Regions from separate parts of the Homo sapiens genome. Here region 2 is linked to region 1. Evidence: chromatin loops called from intact Hi-C (ENCODE). Cell type or tissue: IMR-90. All regions are shown on one strand.

Region 1 (8,000 bases):
TTAGCGAAACTTATCTATTTTTTTGTTAATCAGCAATTGTTAAATTTCTCCTCAGTTGGCATGAAGGTAAAAAAGCTTGGCTTGGCCTCCTTATTTTTATAGTTTGCTTTGAAGTACAATACATCTGTAAGATAAGGAAAGTTAAACTCGAGGTCTATTTCTCCTAACCTTACATTACAAATTAAACAATGATAAAGTACATTTCTTCTATGTGTGTGGTTCCAAAATTATTCATTGCAAAATCCTGTATCCTTTCCCATTTAATTAATTCCAGAGATTGAAATTTGTATCCTTGTCAATGTCAAATTATCATTTATATTATGAAAGGCATCACAAATACTATTCATTATAGTTCAACACCAATTCCTTTCTTTAAAGAAGAGAAGGTCATTTAATTTAATCTGGGCCAACCAAATCTTTCCTGGAAAAAGACAAATTATTGGCTTAAAATTTTTGGCAAGGAGCTGTACGTTTTTCTCCTTGATCATCTGAGAAGATTTAGCAGGATTTATTAGTCCCTAACATCTTGATCTCAGTCTCTAACAAACCACTGAAAATGAACACTTAAGGCTAATAAAGCTGACCCAGACAGATCAACCAATTCCATAAGATACAGGATGAAGAGGCTGGGCGCGGCGGCTCACGCCTGTAATCCCAGCACTCTGGGAAGCCAAGGCGGGTGGATCACGAGTTCAGGAGATCGAGACCATCCTGGCTAACACGATGAAACCCCGTCTCTACTAAAAATACAAAAGAAAAAAAAAAATTAGCCGGGCATGGTGGCGGGCACCTGTAGTCCCAACTACTCGGGAGGCTGAGGCAGGAAAATGGCGTGAACTCGGGAGGCGGAGCTTGCAATGAGTCGAGATTGCGCCACTGCACTCCAGCCTGGGCAACAGAGCAAGACTCCGTATCAAAAAAAAAAAAAAAAGATATGGGATGAAGAAATTATCAGGGTTCTTTTCTTGATTCCAGAAGTGATGGGCTATCCTGTCAGAAATTCATAACAAGGTAAATACCTGTGACACAGAAGCAAATAAGTAAATTACGGTGAAGATTACAGTTGAAGAAGTAGGATTTTTTTTTTTAACAAGTGAAAGTGTAAAGGAATAAAATGCCCTGGAATCACTAAAATCAATAAAACTTCAGCAGACCTATTACTTTTGGAACAAAAATGTCCTAAGTGGGTAATAACAACCTTTGAGTTCATCAGACAATTATCGTGGGTGCTACGCAAATTGAGTTAGGTAGAAATCCTGCTAGCATCGACAACCGCCCAATTACTACCAATATTATTAGTATATAGCAATAATCCTAATTACATTGGGTCAGATACACATGTTTCCAGAGTAAGGCCCAGTGCCACTTACAATCCTGGCTCTTAGGGCAGGCCCTGAGACCGATTGGAGAACTGCCAATGTGGTTGAATGTTTGGCAGTCATTACAATTCAGATGGGAGTTAGGGCAGAGAAAAAGGCACCAACTAATACGTAGTAATAAGTCTCAAGACAGGAGTATTAGACTCTGACTTATTCAAGATAAAAATAGAGTTGTAAGGTTGCCAAAACTAGCAGCAATGGCTGTAGTGACATTAACAGAATTTATACCATTCTTCTTTGAACCAACAATAACCTAAACTATTATTATTCTCTGCAGAAGAGATGCATGGAAGGTAGTTTTCTCTCTGTTAGAGCACAAAATGATGGAATGATCAAAGTTTTATTTTCCTTCTGGAATCCAGCCCAAAATAATTGCTGCTACAGCTGCAAGAAAACCCACTACAGTTGCCGGAATCTGCTTTAAGGCCAAACTGCCAATTCCTAGGTTCTACTTTTCAACGGGTGAATCCATCTTCCCTACATTTACTGCAGTGGTTAACCTTGATGCCAATGTCATTTCCAAGTTTTCATGGAGAACAAGAAGTGCAGAAATTAAAATGAAAACTTCTGTAACCTTTTTGAACACTTCGTATTAATTTCCCATTGCTGCTATTGCAAGTTACCACCAACTTAGTAACTTAAAACAACACAAATTTATTATACTGCAATTTTAGAGATCAGAAGTCCTAAATTTAAGGTGTCAGCAGGGCTGCATTCCTTCAGGAGGCTGTAGGGGAAAAATGTTTCTTTGCCTTTTCCAACTTCTAGAGGCCACCTGTATTCCTTGGCTCATGGTCCCTACCTCCATCTTCAGAGTTGGCAGTGTAGTATGTTAAATCTCTCTGATCTTTGCTTCCATCATCACATCTCTCTTACTCTGACCCTTTTGCCTCCTTCTTATAAGGGACCTTGTGATTCCACTGGACCCATGCAGACAATGCAGGATAATGTTCCTACTTCCAATCCTTAAATTAATCACATCAACATGGCCCCTGTGCCATGTAAGGTAACATATTCATAGGTTCTGGGGGATTAGGGCATGGACATCATTGGGGGATGGCATATTCTGTCTACCACAGTCCATGCTCTGATCCCCAAAGATCTATGTCCACTCTACATGCAAAATGTATTGACCTCATCCCAACATCTCCTCAAGTCTCAAACCATTGAAATTTCTCAGTGTTGTACTATATCTAACATAATGCCAACTGAAAATATTCCAAAACCAACTAGCAAAAATAGTGAAAGTATTTGCAATATCATAGTGTCACTGGATATCTTTGTTAATTTCTTTGTTTGTTTCCAAAATGATATCTTCCTCAACATCACTAGGAGTACCTTCATCTTTTAACATGGCAGTAGTTTCTGAAGCTTGCCATCCTTCCCAGTATGGCATAGTCACCATGTTTGGTGAAAGTTTGATAGCACCTGCCCATTTTTTCTATGAAAAGACTGCTGTGAGAAACTGATACTCCCTCCATGTGTTGTTCTGATCTATTACTAAAAGCCTGTGTTCCAGTTGATAATTTATCCTGCCAAATACCTTTGGTTTTTTTATTCCTGTCTTTCTGACTTTTCTGGTAAATGACTGGACCCATATTCAGCAGTAAGTTAAAAAAATTATCAGATTAAATTGCATTAAATTTAACTCCAATCTGCAAAACTTTCTCCAAGACTTGGACCACTATTGTGTTAGTAATAGATCTTCTTTATTATTAGTCATCTTGTCATAGCAACAGAATGTGTATTCCTCTGTTCTCAAACTGCATGAGGAACTGTAGCAGTTGAATCAGAACCACAAACACTGGTTTTAAATTAAGATACTGACTTTGGCCGGGCGGGGTGGCTCATGCCTGTAATCCCAGCACTTTGGGAGGCCTAGGCGAGTGGATCACGAGGTCAGGAGATCAAGACCATTCTGGCTAACATGGTGAAAACCCATCTCTACGGCCAGGCGTGATGGCACACACCTGTAGTACCAGCTACTCTGGAGGCTGAGGCAGGAGAATCACTTGAACCCGGGAGGCAGAGGTTGCAGTGAGCTGAGATTGTGCCACTGCACTCCAGCCTGCATGACAAAGCGAGACTCCATCTCACAAAAAATAAAATAAAATAAAAAATAAAGAAGATACTGACTTCATTGTATGGAAGAAAAATAATGTTTCCACTAATAAAAAATGTTCAGAAGGTGACAGGAAGAGGTAGATCTTAGGATGCACCTGACCCCAGCTCCTAGCAAACCTCAGGGCTTTTCTTTTACTGTCACCTGTCTCCATGTGGAGAGAGGGACAGAGACACTCTGGGCAAGGATGAAAGGACCATTCACTTCATCCTCAAGCATCTGAAGCTCCAGTCTCAGAGTTCCTTCCTGCTCAGCATCTTCTTACATCATCACTCATAAATCTACTTTTAATGTTAAATGTGATCAAGATTATCGCCCATCATAATAGACATGTTCCACAAATTTAAGCCCTATCTCTAGAAAGGCTGTAGACCATCATTTTGCTCTGAATCAGCAACGGTTTTGAGATTTTTGTGGCTTTTTTAGCCCATTGAACTAGCATGAGTCAGCCAGTCATTTTGAAACTGACAAAAGAGAAATTTGACTTTTGAAATTTTTTACACTGTATAGCACAGTGACTGTCCCTTGCCACCCTGCCAGCGTCCCACTGTCCTTGAGTTATATCAAAGCTACATATGTTGTGGGCCGGTCTGAGGCATTGTGGGCTATTTGATCCTTGCACTCTTCCACATAACCACCTGACACATGAACTGTGAAAATCTCAGTTGAGTTTGTTTAGAAAACCCTCACATGAGAAATACTCTTGGCTTTCTGAAGAACAGTCAGCAATTTCCCAGAATTTAATAGGAGTCAACAGGATTATACCATCATGGATATATGTCTAGCTAACTGTGATACAATCTTCTGGAAAAAAATAATGGAATTAATGTAAAATACTGGTAATGCCTGATATTTGACAGAACAGTAACACAGGGCCAAATATTTTTTTAAATGTTACGTGCTTGCATCCTTGGCTTTCGGGGTGAGGGGATTGAAAAGACTAATCTTTAAGATTTCTTCTCCTGAGAGCAATCCTAGGACTCTGAGACCACGTTTCCCAGTGGCTGCAGGTGACTGCTAAAGCTCCAGTGACCTCTTGATTTGAGACTCAAAGCTCTGTGTCTTGTCAAGATCAGCCAGGGCCTGGCACACAGGAAAATGTTTGCCTTCATGGCAGATAGTTGTTGAAATCTTACACCCTCCCATGATTATTATGGCGAAATCTTACACCCTCCCATGATTATTATGGCAGGCAAAACCAAACAACCCTTGAATCATAAATTTTAAACAACTGAAAAAATGCTTTCAGAGCCAAGAGAGGCTTTGATTTTTTCCCTTGTTGAAGATTTTTATCAAATGAGATAGAGAGCATTATGCTTTCTTCTTAACCATCATCTCCAAGGAGTTCAAGAAATTGTGGCTGGGTAGAGGCCCTTGGGATTCTCCTTTAATGATTAAATTAAAGAATGATTTGAAATGACTTTTTACATATAACTAACAATAATATTAAATTGTTGTTAAGTTCTGCATATAAGTATTACATCATGAAATACACCTAGAATGTTATATAACACACATAATATGTAAAGGAGCTACTTGTTTTATCTCCTCTTTGCAAATGAAGAAAGGATGCTTTAGACAGGTTGGATAACTAACCCAAGGCCACAAGTAACTAATCTGCAGAACTGACCTACCTGCCTCCAAAGCTCGGATCTTAACTACTATACTATATGGCAACCCTGGGAAAATAGAACAAAAAAACCTAACTTAAAAAGATACAACATATATCTGAGTTCAAATCCAACCTTCATCACTAACTCACTTCAAAAAGTGAGATTTTTGACAAACCTCACTTTCTTTAGTCACGAAGCTGAGGTGAGTTTTGAATGAGATAACGTATACAGTGGCACTCAGCAGAGTACCTGAACAAGATTAACTTGTTAATTGTTAACTTCTTTCCATTAAAAAATGAGATTTTCTTGGGGCAGGTGTGAACATCGCAGCTAGTGAGTGAGACTGCCTAAGCCCTCACTGCCCAATACGGTGGCCACACGGCTAGTTAAATTTAAATTAGATTTAAAGTTAAAGAACAACCTGTGTAAAAAATAAATACTACATGTCATGGAGGGATCTGTAAACACCAAGAGGAGTATGAGTCAGAACAACTGTGTGAAAGATAAGGTCAGATGGAGATAAATCCCTGGGGTGCCAAGAAAGCCCTGGGGGTGGGGGCGTGGAAGCAAAAGACAGCGGGTCTCTGCGAGTCACTCTTGTTCAGTCTCAGGACCCTGGGAGACACTCATGGTTTCCTGGGCTTTTTCCCAGGAATTTGGCATTGAACTTGATGTTAATCTGAGGGAGTTTCCAGTTCCTGGCTGCGAGGCTGGATGAGGACACGTGGCCCCGAGGCACAGAGAGCCCAGGGCTGTGGGCAGAGAAGAGTCAGAGCCTCAGGGGCCTCGCCCTGTCCAGAACTCCACGTGACATGACGCCCCACAGAGCGAACCTCTGACAAACAAGCATGGGGCCCGTGTTGCCCTAGTGGATGGAAATGGACGTGGGAAGCAAGGTATGGTACAGATGCTGCCTTAGAGAGAAAGATAATTACAGGCAAAACTGAGCTAGACGACTCTGCTCCAGTTTGAAAAGTTTGCCATTTGAATGGCAAAGACTGAACAGCATATAAGCGTCCACTTTCTGACAGTAACCACCTACATATGGTCAATTGTAACTATTTACACTAATAATATATGCTGGGGATTCTCTGTCTCCCCATCTACATCTATTCTCCCTGGCCTTGTCCCCGGGGAGAATGATTTCCGGGACCATCTTGGCAATGCCTTGTGCGCTGATCTCCGCTGGGTTTGGTGAAGAGGAGACTTGAGGAGATAGAGAAGCTGGAGGTCCAGGGGCTCTGCAGTGGCTGTGCTCATGTCCTGAGGAGCACACCCCTTGCAGGACACCTCTCCCGTGGCTGTGGTTCTGGCTGGGTCCTGGATGACAACTTCCTTCTGTTGCAGCCCCTTCAGGCCCTGGCTCGTAGTGTTTGCAGAAACGTGGTGCTTTGCCCTGCCCTGTTGTTGTTAACCAAATCACATACTGGTAACTAACTCTTTCACTAAACTCTTGCCCATTATCCATTTTGAGGGTTCCTGAGATGCCAACTGATCCTTGAATCTAATGATTTGAAGATGGCTGAGAACTCCTTAACAGGCAAAATAGGTTTTGTTGGCCGGGCGTGGTGGCTCAAGCCTCTAATCCCAGCAGTTTGGGAGGCCAAGGCGGGCAGATCACCTGAGGTCAGGAGTTCGAGACCAGCCTGGGCAACATGGTGAAACCCCGTCTCTACTAAAAATACAAAAATTAGCCGGGCATGATGACATGTGTCTGTAATCCCAGCTACTCGGGAGGCTAAGGCAGGAGAATCGCTTGAACCTGGGAGGCGGAGGTTGCAGTGAGCCGAGATTGTGCCACTGCACTCCAGCCTGGATGACAGAGTAACACTCCATCTAAAAAACAAAAAAAAAAAAAAAAAAAAGTTTTATTGTGGCTTTTCCTTGTGCTCTATGTTTATATGGATACTGATACGGTTTGACTGCGTCCCCACCCAAATCTCATCTTGAATTGTACCTCCCATAATTCCCTCGTGTGGTGGGAAGGACCAGTGGAGGGTAGTTGAATCATGGGGAGGCGGATCTTTCCTGTGCTGTGATAGTGATTAAGTCTCAGGAGATCCAATGATTTTATAAAGGGGAATTCCCCTACACAAACTCTCTCTCCCCTACCACCATGTAAGAGGTGACTTTGCTCCTCATTGGCCTTCCATCATGATTGTGAGGCCTCCCCAGCCATGTGGAACTGTGAATCAATTAAACCTTTTACCTTTATAAATTACCCAGCCTCGGGTATGTCTTTATTAGCAGGGTGAGAACAGAATAATACAGATACACTGCAATGAACCCCAGGTCTTGGCCAGGATCTTTCTCTGTCTTCATTTTTGTCCCTTTACTTTAATACTATTTATATATGGATGACTTCTACATTGATGTCACTTGCCTAAACTTCTACAGAGTTCTAAATTTGTATACCCAACTGTGTACTTGACCTTTCTTTTTGAATTTTCTATAGGCAGTTCACACAGAACATGTCCAAAGCAGAATCTGCCTTAATCCTCACCATCCTGCTCCCTAACCTGTTCTTGCCCATCTTCCCTACTTTAGATTTTGGTAAATTACACCACTATTTAACCAAACGCTCAAACTATAAACTTAGGTATTTATTTCTTAAGTTTATTTTTCTTCTATAAGCTCCCCCCACCGCTGCCACCTTTTTTTGGTCTGCAACCTAGAAAGAATCCTCTAGGAATAATTTTTTGCATTATTATTTGCTATGGTAATAACAAGGAAACATTACATTGAAATGCAGTGTTAATAGGGCATTTAATTTATTTAACTTACTTTGTAATATTGTGAACTGTCTATAAGTCTGTTCTTATTACACTAATGACAACTAACAAACCTAAGCATCCTCTAACTTTCAGTAACATTGGTAGCTATTTA
Region 2 (8,000 bases), 180 kb before region 1:
GGTGCCAGGATCCTTTCAGCCCAGGAGTTTGAGGCTGCAGTGAGCTGTGACTGCACTACTGCACTCCAGCCTGGGCAACAGAGTGAGATCTGTCTAAAAAAGAAAAAAAACGTGGTGAAGCATTAGGAAAGAATTTTGCTTGTGAGTTGCCCTTTGGTGGTTGGAAGGAAGCTCGTGTCCTGGCTTCCATACTTGCAGCATCTGCCCCATGCTGCCTTCTTAGCCCCACCTGCACCCATCCGAAGCTCTGTCCATGGTGCCACCCCTCCCGCCTTTGGTGCATGTCCTTCAGCCTGGAGTGATTTCTCAATGTGGCCGCCACCTTCACTGCATGCGAGCTCCTTGTCTCCAGAGCCTACCTGCAGCTTTGACTTTCTCTTTCTGGAGAAACCCCTCCCCAGGATCTGGTTTTCTCTGGCAGGCACTGTCCTCACTGCAGAAAGCTTGCCCTTCCTCCTTTCCATGCTTCATGCTAACTTCAAATCCTTGTCTTCAAAGTTCTTTTTTCTCCCCATTTTCCTCACTCTCACACCTGTCCCAATGTTTTCGATGTCAAATGGGCTACATTTGTAGTCTTGGTCAAGAATTCCTGTTGAATAAGAGCGGGATGTCTCTCTTTCTCTCTGTGTTTTTATTGAGATGATCAGATTTATGTATGTGTATGTGGGAGCTGTTTTAAAAACTTAAAATTATGCAAGACCTCTGTAAACTTATTTTCATTCATCTGAATACATGATTTACTTACCTTAGTTAAAAATGACAGAAGGCCCTACTTATATTTCTACAGTTTGTTTTCAGACAACATGACATTTAAAGATCTTTTCATGTTAGTACATGTAGATTATCCTAATTCTTTTCAACCTTTGCATGTAATGCTATGCTATGAATTCACTGTTGTATAGAAACATTTCCCTACTGATATTGGGACTAAAGAGTACATTCCTATAAAATATTTTAATCATTTAAAAACACTTCTGTGTTTCTGTGCTTTCTGTAGAAAGTAAAAATGTTATGTTTTAAGAATTCCACCATTGAAGGGTATTAGTCACATGAAGATAAAGAGTAACTTCGTTTTGTAAAATAATCAGTTCCAGTTTCCTGTGTTTAAATATATACATGTATTTAGTTTGATACATATATATTTAATTTGTATGTATCATATAGATTTATGACTTGGGGGTATAGTGCAGATGTGTTACATGGATATATTGTGTAGTAGTGAAGTCTGGGTGTTTAGTGCACCTGTTGCTTGAATAGTGAACATTGTACCCTATAGGTAATTTTTCAACCCTCACCCCCATCTCACCAGTGTCTATTATTGCACTCTATAAGTCCCTGTGTACAATGGAACAAAAACTCTGTAACAAGTGCTATGCCTGGCATTGCAGACACACAGAGATGAATAGGGCTGTACCCTGAGGAGCCTCAGACAACCTAGACCACTGGTAATACAAGGCAAGGGAAGAAGTAGTATTGTCTTCTAAAATAGGAACAGCTGGTTTTGACTTGGGACCAGGCATAAGGGGACAGACCTGGGTCTGGGGAACAGGCTGTGGGTAGGGTGTTCCTGGGAGTTGGGAAATCAGCCTCAGATCTGCAAGAAGGAGCTTCTCTTCATCCTTAGGCGGTGGGTGTCTTCAAATGAGAGGACCCGGGAGCAGCAGGTTCTTGGACCACTGAAGGCTGTGACAAAGGTTAATAAACACCCTCTGCCCCCAATCCCACCTCGAGATAACAGCCATGTATGTGCTCTTCAGCACCTTCTGGCTCAGAGGTCATTTAAAAATTTTTTTTACAAGAATGTAATATGTAATATGTATATGTATATTTGGTGTGTGTGTTTATCTTTATATATACTGGTACTCTTGTTTTCACTGGACCGATTTATAAGAATGAACTGAAGTTTATATATATATATTTTTTTTTTGCTGCAGATCATATTCCAGCCAATAGCTTAAGAGCACAAATTGTGGTCTCCTGACAGTAACTGTGCATGCTGTATGGTTTTTAACATCGTTTTAATCAGTAACTATTCATTTTCTTATTCCGCTTTTTCTCATTTCACATTATCTTATGCATCCTTCTTTACATAGCTTCCTAACCTCCATATTTACCACTTTTTAATAACTTTCTATCCTTTCTTTGATAGAAAGGCTCAGTACAGGCTGACAGTTCCTCAGCTGTTGGGTTTAACTGGTGAGGAGGGGAAGGGCCCTTGGGAAAGAAGTCTCACTTATTGATCTTTCTCTTCACACCTGTGCACAGGTGCAATGGCTGGATTTACTGAAATGATAGAGAAAAAAACCCACCATGGTACTGTTTAACACAAAGTACTTAAGCATACTCTAGGTTCTTTGAGCAGGAGATCCTGAAACATTTGGGGTATATTTTACTAACAGAAAAAAGTACAAGTCTTCCAATATGTAAACACAATTGAATTTACTATAAATTAGAGAAAAGATTAGTGAATTCTTATTTCTTATTTTCCAATTATCCCATCTACAGCACTTTGAGGCTGCTTGCTGTTCTGACATCTTCCATAGTGTTTCATGGTCTTGAAATTTTATAAGAATTTAGAAAAAGACTAATTACTTAGCTACTGAGGGCTTCAAAGAGCTTGGTTCAAATTGAATATCTGGCTTACAATATGGAATCACCCTATTGCTTTTTCCTTCTATTGTCAGATCACTTGGTCATTTTGAAAAAGCTGCATACAGTGATACTAGAAAAAAATTATTTGCTTGGTAGCTTTTGTTAGCTTCTTAGAACATCTGTTATCAAGCTAAGTTCATCATTCCTGGAGAGCAACTAAAGCCCTAACCAAATGTGACTTCACTGCCCATGTCATGGAAGACGATGGAGTTGGATTGGAATGTTGAGTGTTTGCCTTTGGTTTCTGAGGTCTGCTCTCCAAAACAACATGGTGAAAATTGAGTTGTACACTTTACTTTTCCAGAAAGCACTGGGTATATATGATACCCAATTGGTTTAAGAACCTCAGATTTCAGGAGGCAGCTCAGTTATCTCCCTGTAATAACAGCCAATTCCACAAACCAGTTGTTTGATATGTGGGGCTTGCAGGCCCCCTGGTTTGGGGATGGAAACAAAAACACCAAATTGGAGTTGGCCTGAAACACAGCTACCCCTGAACACTCAGCTGTCTCTGGTCACACGGGCTTGGCTTTGGAGACTGGGTTATAGCCTAGAGAGGACACGAGTCAAGTCCTTGATGCTACACGATGGAAGGACATAAGGGCCTGGTCGTGGCAGGTCCATGGGACTCTAAAAATGAAGAGCAACATCATGGAAAATATTGTGACTTAAGAGAGCATCTAAGAGGCAAAAAAAAGTGATTTTTTTCCCAAAGCAATGTAGACGAGGTGTTACTTAGGAAGGTGTTAAATTGAAGTAACACTTGGCCCATTTGAAAAATCACAGGAATACCAATACAAAATGGGAAGGGACTGAAGAATTTGCTTCCTGATGAGGCAACATTAACTTTGGAATTAGGTACATCTGGCTGCACTAATAGTGGTTTTCCAACTCACTGGCAGTGTTTATCAAAATGCAGATTCCTAGGTTCTTGCCCAGATCTAGTGAATCATGATCTCTTGAGGAGGTTCCCAGGTATCCTAATCTTTAGTGAGCTCTCCAGGTGATTTTAAAACACAGCTAAAGCTTTTAAGAGCTTACGATGTGCCAGGCACTGTTTCGACTGCTTGCTATGCATGATCTCACTTAGAATGTAAAATGATGGTACGAGCTCAGTATTATCATCTGTGTTTCATAGCCAAGGAAGCCAAGGCTTAGAGTAGCCATTGGACTTGCCTGCAGTCACACAGTGGATGATGGAGCAGGGATGTAAACACATGCAGCATGTCTTTAGAGTCCACACTCCTAAGCACCATGGTGCCTGCTCAGCTTTTTATGCTCTTTGTACTCTGGGAACCACTAAACAAATTAATTAACTTCTCTGGCTGTCAATTTCCTCATTGGTAAAACGGATACAAACAAATTTAAAAGTGTAAAGCCTGTAATGGTAAATCTTGATAATGAAGAGAAGTCCAGCAGCTCTACTTTCTTAGGCTATGAAGAACATCTTTGTGATGCAATGTTCTATATTTGTGGTTTGCATTTATGGACAAACTTCAAATATGGGAATGATAGTAATAATGAAGAATTTTTTTTAGTATAGTATGCTTTCTTAGATGTCCCCTGTGCTGAGCAATTTCACTGTGGCTAAATCTGGATCCCTTCTAATCTTTGAAAATTTCCGTTTTCTTTATTTGATTTTTCTACGTTTAAAAACTTTTAGCCTGATAAAGAAAAGATGCCCTCTTCTTGGGGTCAAATATTTAAAGGCCAACCAGTTTAAACACAACTATCTGTATAAGCAATAGTAAATACACCATCCCTTTGTCTATAGTGAAGAACTTTTGACCGGTGACCTGCTCACCTTTAGAAAATACATGAAAGCCTCCAGGCCTCTATTTTTTGCCCTGGCAAAGATAACTTGCCAGGAATCTTTACAGAGGATAAAGAGAATCACTTGTTTTTAAAATTAAAATCTTTTTTTTTTAAGGTGACAAATCTATCCTTTCAAATTTAAGAGCAGGAACTTAATTCAACAGTACACTTACAAATTTACTGCCTGTTGCTAAGGCTAAATTTGACAAGGTGATCTTTTATTAGTCATTCGGCCAGAAAAAAAAAAAATGGAATCTCCGTCAAGACTTTGCTCTTTCCAGCCGCACAGGGTGACTCATGTGAGGTTGAAAGCAAGTAGCTTTGGGCAGGACTGCCCTGGGGCACAGCTGTGACCTCTAGTTTTGGTGAGTCACAAAAATAGCTGTAGCTTACTTCCACTTGTCCATTCTCATGAGGCATTTAAACAATGTGAATTGATGAACCACAAACTGATTTTTGTTAAGGGTTTCAGTACCTTTCCTAGAAAAACGTTTCTAGCATGACCTGTAAGTAGGCAGAGTAAGTCGCCCTCTCATCTATCTCTAGGAGGCAAGTTGTCTCTTCTAGAAGACAAATAATGAGTGAAATTGCTGAAGTCAGGCTGGTTGAGGACAGGGCAGGGGAGGAGAGGGAATCTACTTGACTGATAACTCAAGAATATACTATCCCTCCTGAATAATCCAGCCTGTTGCAAAAGTTTGCATAAAAAGGGTGAAATCATTGACTGATATTAGTGAATATTTATCAAGTGCCTGCTATATGCCAGGTCCTGGCTACACACCGTGATTTGTACAGAAAACAATGAAACCTGAAGTGGTTCCTAAGCCCAAAGATGTGGAGCCTCGGAACATGCAGTCACATACACACAGAGGAAGTGCGGAAGCCCAGCAGTGGCCAGCGCTTCCAGGAGAGGCCGAGAGCCGGGAAGCGTGGTGAGGGGCTGAGCTAGACGGGACACTCAGGAAAGCCTTTCTGGAGGGGTCATGTTTCAGCTGAGATCTGAAGGAGAAATAGGGTTGAACTTGCCGAAGGATGAGGAGTACCTTCTGAGTAGAGGGAAAATGTCTTCAAGGCCTGGTGGAGGTGGCAGAGGTGGGGAAAGGAATGGTTTGTCTGATGAGCTGAAAGCACTGGGTGTCGCCGGTGCTTGGGCATCCTGGGGTGGGGGGAGTAGGGTGCAGATGGAGTGAATGACTTAGGCAGGAGAAGACCACGAAGAGCCTATGGGCTTTATACCTGGAGTTGGGGTAAGCTGCGGAAGGATTTTAGGCAAAGGGTGGTAAAATCAGGTTTGCATTTTGTAAAGAACTTTCTGTTCACCATGTGGAGAACAAACGCAGATGGACAGGCCAGATGTATGGAGACAAATCAAGAGGTTGCGGCATGGGCAGGCATGGTTTCTAGGATGAGGGTGGTGGTGAGGATGGAGACAGAGAAACCTAGGAAGGAAAATCTCCCTTGACTGGGAGAGAGACAATTTACACACAGTGAGAGAGAGAAAGACTGGATTGACTGCCAGCGTTGAAGCATCTCCAAATGGTGGATGCTGGTTTTACTCAGAGAGGAACCACTGGAAGCAGACTAAGGTTGTTATTGTGGGAAATGTTACGAATTCAGAAGCATATAGTGTTGAAGTGTGTCTTTCTGATATCCCAATAGAGACAGCTAGAAAGACATCCATCTAGCTATATAGCTCTGGATCTCAGAAGAGTAATCAAGATTGGACAAAGGAATTTGGGAGTCTCTGTATGGCCATGGGTATTGATAGAGTGTGAAAGGAATGAACTATAAATGAACTTTGAGAAATTACAACATTTAATGACTGGGTGGAGGAGGATGAGCCAGCAAGGAAGATTGAGAGGGACATGCAGGAGGAAAACCAAGAGAATATAGTTTCCTGGAAACCAAAGGAAGGTGGTATTTCAAGGAGAGAGAATAATAGTCAATGGTGCCAAAAGCTACAGATGGTCCAGTAAGATGAGGAGGGAAGAAATTCCACTGGATTTAGCAACACAGAGATTCTCAGTAACTTCAGGAAGATTAACTTCAGAAATTAATGTGAAATCCAAGGGCAGGGGCACGTTTTACCCAATGCAGACTATAACAATATTTTTAGGGCACTAATCATAAAGTTTAAAGCACAGATACATACTGACCTCTGGCTGACTGATTTCAGAGATATGCCATATGGATATTTCTGGAAAGATTTGTAGCTTTCTGGACAAACAATGGGGTGGGGAAGAAACGTAGCAAGTTTACGTGTGGGCGAAAAGAAAAGCAGTCAGAAGCCCTGAGTGTTAGTCTTTGCAGCCAAAATTCAAAAGCAGGCCAGGTGATCAGAGGTGCAGCTCTTGCATCTCTAAAGCTGCAGGGCTAGGATATAATTGCCAGAATCTATGAAAGTGTGAGTGCTGTGGGTTTTGCCCATGAAGGCAGAAAGGTGCAAGTGAGGGTCTTGTCCATTCTATTGCCAGCCATATTAGTCTGTTCTCATGCTGCTAATAAAGATGTACCCAAGATCAGGTAATTTATAAAGGAAAGAGGTTTAATGGACTCAGAGTTCCACATGACTAGGGAGGCCTCACAGTCATGGCAGAAGTCGAGGGGAAAAGCAAAGGCACGCCTTATATGGCGGCAGGCAAGACAGCTTGTGCAGGGGACACAATTTATAAAACCATCAGATCTTGTGAGACTTATTCACTACCACAAGAATCAACTCCATGATTCAATTATCTCCCCCGGTCCCACCCTTGACTCCTGGGGATTACTAAAATTCAAGGTGAGATTTGGGTGGCGACACAGCCAAACCGTATCACCAGCTCTGCATTATACTGGGGGTAACTCTGCTTTTTTTTGTTGTTGTTGTTGTTTTGTTTTTTTGTTTGTTTTCAATTGGGAATGAGGCTGTCCTAGGTTTTTTTCCTGAGGTCATTTGCAGTTTTGAAATTGTAATAATTATGTTCATCAAGGTGAACATCTAATTTTGCATGCTCAATTAAGCTAATTTGGCATTTGCTGTCTTGTCTTCATCATTGGATGAGCTAATTTTTTGTACTTTTTTTTTTAATCACAGTATTTTGTCTCCCCACTTGCCTTTTAATCCTCTGTGCATGTGGCAGTGAGCTGTGGCTCTCCCTCACAGGATGAGGTCATGTTTGCTCCCCTGAGGCCTTCTTTGTGCAATCGTGGTCTCTGTATAACACCAAGGCCGCAATTTTCAGGAATAAACATAGATGGGAATGGATGATTCCCTGGTTTCATAAAACCTCTAAGCAACATTAGATAATACTCATTGATAGAAGTAAAACTGAATTATTCTCTGTGCCAGTAGTTTTTATGTCTCATAAGAGATTCTACTGGAGGGATCACTGGGTATTTCAAAGATGCTTGGAAACAACACGTTGATGGAATTGTCTTCAATGGAAAGTCATAAATGTTTGCTGATGATTTTTGGTGGGTCTATCAAAATCAATTAACCCTACCATTGTTGCATTTTGTGCTCACTTAAAAAAAATTATTGAAGAGGATGAATT

The links. Hi-C counts contacts between places; a loop is a spot of excess contacts. Peaks named below come from ENCODE experiments on the same cell type or tissue, not always from the same donor. Only the 100,000 strongest peaks of a DNase experiment are listed, where the experiment ranks them.
Region 2: a loop joins it to region 1, with 3 times the contacts of the local background. A loop is called at or near these places in 24 of 110 quality-filtered maps.

What each region holds. Positions count from the first base shown.
Region 1 is chr18:11,321,348-11,329,347 of GRCh38, reverse strand. It overlaps the pseudogene LOC100130329. Among named protein-coding and RNA genes, the nearest start is that of LINC01928, 130 kb to the left of the region's middle. In IMR-90, no CTCF peak of the experiment used is centred here; DNase peaks (open chromatin) are centred at 3,137, 3,907 and 5,707; H3K27ac peaks cover 1,433 bases.
Region 2 is chr18:11,497,417-11,505,416 of GRCh38, reverse strand. The region is part of intron 2 of LINC01255 (long intergenic non-protein coding RNA 1255); the gene reads right to left. Among named protein-coding and RNA genes, the nearest start is that of LINC01255, 13 kb to the right of the region's middle. In IMR-90, no CTCF peak of the experiment used is centred here; DNase peaks (open chromatin) are centred at 2,836 and 4,786.